Linked DNA regions of Homo sapiens: region 2 is linked to region 1. Evidence: chromatin contacts called from ENCODE Hi-C or POLR2A ChIA-PET data. All regions are on one chromosome and are shown on one strand. Each heading gives the region's core, a stretch centred on a gene start or an enhancer-like site at or near the end of the contact. The rest is flanking DNA. Distances are from core to core; before and after follow the strand shown.

Region 1 (3,606 bases), core at 1,008-3,507:
GAGACGGGGTTTCTCCATGTTGGTCAGGCTGGTCTCAAACTCCTGACCTCAGGTGATCTGTCCGCCTCGGCCTCCCAAAGTGCTGGGATTACACACGTGAGCCACTGTGCCTGGCCACAACAGAGTGATTTTTTTAAAGAAAGTGATAGACAACAACCTACGTCATCTTTGGGGTCAAGCTATCAGAAATAGAGCCTCCCTTGCCCTCAGATGTCTCCGTGCTTAGCCTGGCAAAGCTATGAGTAAGTGTGGAGCTCATTACAGGAGCCGGAGACACTCTCTTGCTCTGCCTTGAGTCAGGCCGCCTGGTGTTGATGAGTCACCACCGCCTGCCCTGGCCCCCTGCCTACCAGGAGGCCACTACCGCCGGACATTTTTATTTTCCTTTGTGGGGAAAGAGTCTGACCTCTGTGCTCTGTGTCTCTATCCATATTCTGCCTGTCCCAGACAGAGGCAAAGGTTCTCTGCACAGCCCTCCTTTTTTCAGGGAAACTGTGGGGGTGAGGGGGCCAAAGAGGGGAATCTGAGCAGGTCTCAGGCATGCAGATAATACAGAGGTAGGAGCCTTTCGGGATTCGCAAGATGCTCAACCAGGCACCATCCATCACTGCCAAAAGCAGCTGTTATGCAAAGTAGCTTAATTGGCCTACAGGTTGGTTGAGTTTTAAACCCACGGATTGTACCAAGGCAAAGGAAATGAAAATATTTGACAGATTCTGGGTGGGGCTGTGTGGTTTACACAAACATAGAAGAAAAACATCTGGGGCTAGAATGGGCCTCAAACGACAAATGTTCAGATATATAGTAATATAATACACAAACATATATATAATATATATGTGCTTTGTGCGTGTGCGTGTGTGTAAGCTGAGAGGAAGCACGCAGAAATGCAAACATCAGCAGCTTTTGGATATCTATATCTATATATAGATATAGATCTATGGATATCCACTATATGTATCTGTAAATGTAATGTAATATGTTCAAAATACAATCCCATGGAAGGTTCCAGACAGAGGCTGGAGACTGAGCCGTCACCCTGGGATTGAAGACAACGTGACGGTTCATTCTCCAGAGTTACCTCACACCTGGATAAGTCACAGCCGGCTGTGGAGGTCATCACTGAGTTGTGTCACACAGGGAAAAATTCATTCATCCATTTCTTCGTAGAGTCTACAGTTGTTGTTTTGAGTGTCAGTTTAGCAATCAGAGGCCTGGCTTTGAATGGCTTCCCCAGGAATCTGGGAAACTTGGGTAACTTATTTAACTTCCTTGGGTCTCATTTTCCTAGTCTAGAAATTGGTGTCTATTTCTTGGTCTGGAGAGGATAAAATGAAGTCATAGAGGTGCCTGGCATATAACAGAACGTGGTTCATAATCATACATAATACGTAATCATGTATTACTTTTTTTGACACACTTCAGTTGAGCACATATTTTGCGCCAAGTCTTGTGCTAAACACCAAGGATATAGACTTGTTTGATTCATTCATTTCACAGATATTTGCTGAGCACCTACTACGTGCTTGACAGACACTGTGCTAGGCTCCCAGGCTGGCAAGGGAGACAGACATTCAAAAAACTACAAATAAGTAGTATAGGCAGCTCCTCCCTCGCTGACTGCCAAAGCTTTGAGATAAAGACATCAGGCAAGAAAGGGGCAAGAAAATGCACAAATACCAGAGGTATTCCTTTTCCCAAGTCTCCAATGTGGGAAGAATATAATTCCGGGACTACTGAGGAGGGGGTTTGAGTAGGCAGCAAGGGGTGATGTGGATATATGCATGTATGTGTGTCTGTGTGTGTGTGTGTGTCTGCACCCATTTCTGTGAGTGTGTAAAATGTCTGTGTATATGCGCCTGTCTGTGTATTTGCATGACTACACATGGAAGAGAGGCAGGTGTGTTTGCATGACTGTGTGTGTGTATTTGTGTGTGTGTATCTGTGAGTCTGCACGTGTGTCTCTGGGGATGTGTGGGTGTTTTGTGTGTTTCTATACACGTGTGCCTTTTGATATGTCTTTCAGTGTGTCTACCTGTCTGCGTGTCTCTCTGTGCCTGTGAGTGTGTGTTGGTGTGTCTGTGAAGGTCTATGTGGGTGTGCCTCTGTGGGTGTGTGGCATGACTTGTCTCCTTTTCTGTCCTCAGTCGTTTCTGTGGAGCTGATCTAGCTTGTCCTTCAGAACAAAGGGAACTGACAACGTCAGTGGCTTGGGCTTTATCTCCCAGCCTGCCATCCTGTCAGAGGAAATGAAATGTACTTGGCACAGTCTGCTCCTTATGATGTCATTCTGGCTGTGACCTGCACATTCCGCTCTCCTAGGTATTTGTCTTTTGATTGCTTAACGAATACCTGCCAAAGATCAAGAGAACACGAGTGTGGGTTTTTTTTTTTTAAAGAATCATAGCTGCGGCCGGGTGGCTCATGCCTGTAATCCCAGCACTTTGGGAGGCCGAGGCGGGCAGATCACGAGGTCATGAGATCGAGACCATCCTGGCTAAAACGGTGAAACCCCGTCTCTACTAAAAATACAAAAAAAATTAGCTGGGCGTAGTGGCGGGCGCCTGTAGTCCCAGCTACTCGGGAGGCTGAGGCAGGAGAACGGTGTGACCCCGGGAGGCGGAGCTTGCAGTGAGCCGAGATAGCGCCACTGCACTCCAGCCTGGGCGACAGAGCAAGACTGTCTCAAAAAAAAAAGAACAAAAAAAAAAATCATAGCTGCATGGAATGTTAGCTGTCCATTTTCTTTGCTGTGAACTTGGGAGCCATGGTAAAGAGACAGCTTTGGCTTTGCAGTGGTGAGAGCTCGGTTCAAGTCTCCAGTCTGCCCCTTCAAAAGCTGTGTGACCTTGGAGAAGACAGTTTAGCTCTCTGAGCCAAGATTCCTTACCTTATGAGAAGGTTCCTTGGAGGGGCAAATATAACAATAGATGAAAACGTTTTCAGAAATCCACAAAGTCCTTAAATCATAGGATGTCAAGGCAAGGGGGCCCAGAGGGAGGACCCTGGGCGCAGATGTCAGGGAGATGTGGGTTTGGGCCCTGACTTCTTCCTTTCCTCAACATACGACACTGAGCAAGTTCCTGGACCTCTCTGAGCCTCAGATTGTCCCTCTGTTAAATAGGATAGCATCATATATAAAGCACTAAGGCAATGTGCTGGCCAATGTGAGGGCCCCTAAAACGGGAGCTGTTAACATTTTTAATACTACAAAGGGGCTGACAGCAATATTAATGTCTGCCCACTTTCACACTTTCAGTGAGTGTAGCAAATTAAACCTCTGCAAGCGCAGGTATAATGAATGCATAGTGTGACAGCAGTGATTTACTATCTCTCGTTTTTACTATTTCAAGATGCAACCTCAGCAGAGTGTTCTTGGCATTACCGCATTCTTGGCAAGCACCTTGCGTTTCATCTAGAACTCAGAGGCTGTTCTAGTTGCAGAGAGGAGCTGAGAACAAGGTGGCCTCTGGCCTACAGTGGTCCAGGCCAGCTGGCTGGGTGGCAGACTTCCCTAGTACCTGTCCCCAGTCTCTCCAACTGGATCCTTTCTACATGACGTCTTCACCTTCAGCAAAACCTCAAATCCCCCTTGTCTTTGAAGAT
Region 2 (3,649 bases), core at 483-2,982, 36 kb after region 1:
GGCTCCTGTATCCAAGGAGATGACCGGAGGGAGACAGAAAACAAGTCAGCAAACAAAGCAATGAGCAAAATCATTTCAAGCAGTGGTGTGTTAGAGACACAATACAAAAGCTTGTGCAACACCCGACACTTGTTCACAGCTGCGTACAGCACTATTCACAACAGCCCAAAGTTGGAAACAACCTTCCTGTTCATCAGCAGATGAATGGATGCACAAAATGTGGGTATCTACATTCACCTTTAATAAGAAAGGAAATTCTGACACATGCTACAACATGCATGGACTTTGAGGATACTATGCTAAGGGAAATAAGCCAGTGACAAAAGGACACAAACCGTGTAATTCCACTTATATGAGATTCCCAGAGTAGTCAAATTCACAGAGATAGAAAGTAGAGTAGAAGTTACCAGGGGCCGGAGAATTATTGTTCAATGAGTATAGAGTTTCTCTTTGGCATGAATAAAACGACTGGAGACAAATGGTGGTGATGGTCACACAACAATGGGAATGAACTTACTGCCACTGAAGCATATACTTAAAAGTGGCTAAAAAGATACATTTTATATATGTATGCTTTACCACCAAAAAAATGACTTTTTTTTTTTTGAGATGGGTTCTCCCTTTGTTGCTTAAGCTGGAGTGCAGTGGCATGATCTCGGCTCACTGCAACCTCTGCCTCCTGGGTTCAAGCAATTCTTCTGCCTCAGCCTCCCGAGTAGCTGGGACTACAGGTGCCCGCCACCATGCCTGGCTAATTTTGTATTTTTAGTAGAGATGGGGGTTTCACCATGTTGTCCAGGCTGGGCTCGAACTCCTGAACTTGTGATCCACCCGCCTCAGCCTCCCAAAGTGCTGGGATTACAGGCATGAGCCACCGTGCCCAGCTAAAAAAATGACTTTTTTTAAAAAAAGGTTATGTGCTAGAGAGTAACTGGGTGGAGATGGAGAGTGAGTGAATGCACCTGAGATGGCTGTGGAAGGCCTCATTGGGAAGGGACATTGGAGCAGAGTGGAGAGAGGTCAGGCAGGAGAGCTAGGTTGGGGGGAGGCAGTTGCATGTGGGGCCTCGAGGCCAGAGCAGGGAGTGTGACTCTTATTCTAAGCAGCAGACAAATTACAAAAAAATGTAGCTGCGGGGTGACATAATCAAACTGACACTTTTAAAAGCTCCTTCAGGCCAGGCATGGTGGCTCACGCCTGTAATCCCAGCACTTTGGGAGGCCAAGGCAGGCGGATCACTTGAGGCCAGGAGTTCGAGAGCAGGCTGGCCAACATGGCAAAACCCCATCTCTACTAAAATTTAAAAAATTAGCAGGGTATGGTGGCTCATGCCTGTAATCCTAGCTACTCGGGAGGCTGAGGCAGGAGAATCGCTTGAACCCGGGAGGCGGAGCTTGCAGTGAGCTGAGATCGCGCCACTGCACTCCAGCCTGAGAGAGAGAGTGAGACTCTGTCTCAAAAAAATAAAAATAAAAATAAAATAAAATACAAGCTCCCTCGAGCTGCTGTGGAGCAGAGATTGCCAGGGAAGACACTGGAATCCACGGGAGCTGTGGGGAGGTGAGTGTGGGAGTCCAGGAAAGAGGTGAGGCCTGTCCCCTTCTCATATCTCAGCCCATTTGCCCCTGCCTGGTCACATGTTGGATCAGCAGGTCACACGTTGGGAAAGGAAGATGAGGAAATCAGAGTGTTGAAATCCACTGTGGCTGTGCATGGCAAAGGCTCTGCCCTGTTGGGGAATGGGGCGTGGCCCATGCTGCCCCTTGGACCTAAGCCTCATTCACTCAGCTTGCCATGGGAGACACTGGCGCAGGGGTCTGTGGGCAGGGGCCAAGGGTGGGCAGGGTGGTGGTTTCCAAGGGCATTGGCCTGAGGGTCAGCAGAGCTGGCTCAACCCCAACTCTGATGCCAGCGGCACGCCTTGAATGAAGGAGCTCACCTCCCTCAGTCTCAGTTTCTCCATCTGTAAAAGGAGGATAATAACGGTTCTTACATTGCAAGGTCATTGTAAGGGTTCAACAGGATAATGCGTCTTAAGCTTTTAACACTGTATCCAGCTCAGGATAAACTCTCAGTAAAGGATAGTTATCATCATTATCATCATCATTATTTTACTATTCTAGATCTAAAATATTTACTCCATCTGCCCCAGGCACATTAAGATCATAAGACCTTCCCATCTAAACTTGTAAGTCCCTTTGATTAGTGAGGTTGGCTACCATTTAATACTCTGGGAGAATTTTGCGGGCAGTGTTTGGATCTTCTTCATCATTCTCTTCTCCTTCAAGTCACACAGTAGGCATTCCTGTCTGTGGTGACTCTACACCTTCATTTTTGTGGATAGCACTCAGAATTCCTGGAGTTACCTGTTCGGTGTCTGTGTTTCCTGCCAGAGGTGCTCTATTTAGGTGGGACCACCCCTCCCTTGGCTATCGTTGTGTTAATAGTGGACAGATTAAGAATCCAGACTTGGCCAGGTGCAGTGGCTCACACCTGTCATCCCAGCACTTTGGGAGGGCTAGGAGGGAGTATTGCTTGAGCCTAGGAGTTTGAGACCAGCCAGGGTAACATAGGGAGACCCCATCTCCACAAAAAATTAAATATTAGCCAAGCATGTTGGCATGTGTCTATAGTCCCAGCAACTTGGGAGGCTGAGGTGGCAGGATCACTTGGGCCCCAGGGGGTTGAAGCTGCAGTTAGCCAAGATCACACCACTGCACTGCAGCCTGGGTGACAGAGTGAGATCCTGTCTCAAAATAAATAAATAAATAAAATCCAGACTTCAGTATATAGTCATCCCTTGGTATTGATCTGTAGGATATTGGTTCTAGACTCTCTTTCAGATACCAAAATTCAAGGATGCTCAAGTCCTGATATAAAATGGTTTGGTATTTGCTTATAACCTAGGCACATTCTCCGGTATACTCTTTTTACTATTTTTTTTTTTTAAGATGGAGTCTTGCTCTGTGACCCAGGCTGGAGTGCAGTGGTGCAATGTCGGCTCACTGCAACCTTCGCCTCCCAGGTTCAAGCAATTCTCGTTCCTCAGCCTCCCGAGTAGCTGGGATTACAGGAACATGCTACCGTGCCAAGCTAATTTTTTTTTTTTTTTTTTTTTGTATTTTTAGTAGAGATGAGGTTTTGTCATGTTGCTGGTCTGGAACTCCTGACCTCAGGTGATCTGCCCGCCTAGGCATCCCAAAGTGCTGGGATTACAGGTGTGAGCCACCATGCCCAACCTCTCCTGTATACTTTAGATCATCTCTAGATTAGTTATAATACCTAATAAATATAAGTTCTGTATAAATAGTTGTTATATTGTTTAGGGAATAATCACAAGGAAAAGTGTCTGCTCATGTTCAGTACAGACACACTTTTTTCCTGAATATTTTACATCCACAGTTGGTTGAATCCACGAATGCAGAAACTATGGATACCAAGGATTGACTGTATATCCAAAATAATTGAAAGAAAGGACTCAAACAGATACTTGTACACAAATGATCATAGCAACACTCTTCACAATAGCCAGAAGGAGGAAGCAACCCAAGTGTCTATTGACAGATGAGTCGATAAACAACATGTGGTATATCCATACGATGGAATATTATTTAGCCTTAAAAAGGAAGAAAATTCTGATAACGTGCTG

The links. Hi-C counts contacts between places; a loop is a spot of excess contacts on that map. ChIA-PET counts read pairs that join two places held with the same protein, here RNA polymerase II (POLR2A). Pooled maps may share reads with other maps.
Region 2: a loop to region 1 is called in a map of MCF 10A, with 4 times the contacts of the local background. The contact joins two enhancer-like sites. A Hi-C loop is called at or near these places in 2 of 168 maps with a recorded cell type or tissue (MCF 10A and PC-9) and 1 of 50 pooled maps. POLR2A ChIA-PET finds 5 or more read pairs at or near these places in 5 of 52 experiments (A549, Caco-2, HepG2 and 2 more).

What each region holds. Positions count from the first base shown.
Region 1 is chr5:173,764,319-173,767,924 of GRCh38, forward strand. All of the region lies in intron 1 of LOC124901138 (a long non-coding RNA gene), which reads right to left. Among named protein-coding and RNA genes, the nearest start is that of LINC01484, 20 kb to the left of the region's middle. Within about 2 kb of position 2,258, at least 22 of the 41 ENCODE cell types and tissues checked have a DNase peak (open chromatin) inside an H3K27ac peak, as active enhancers do.
Region 2 is chr5:173,801,184-173,804,832 of GRCh38, forward strand. No RefSeq gene overlaps it. Among named protein-coding and RNA genes, the nearest start is that of LINC01485, 12 kb to the left of the region's middle. RefSeq lists an enhancer at 1,563-1,857. Within about 2 kb of position 1,733, at least 3 of the 41 ENCODE cell types and tissues checked have a DNase peak (open chromatin) inside an H3K27ac peak, as active enhancers do.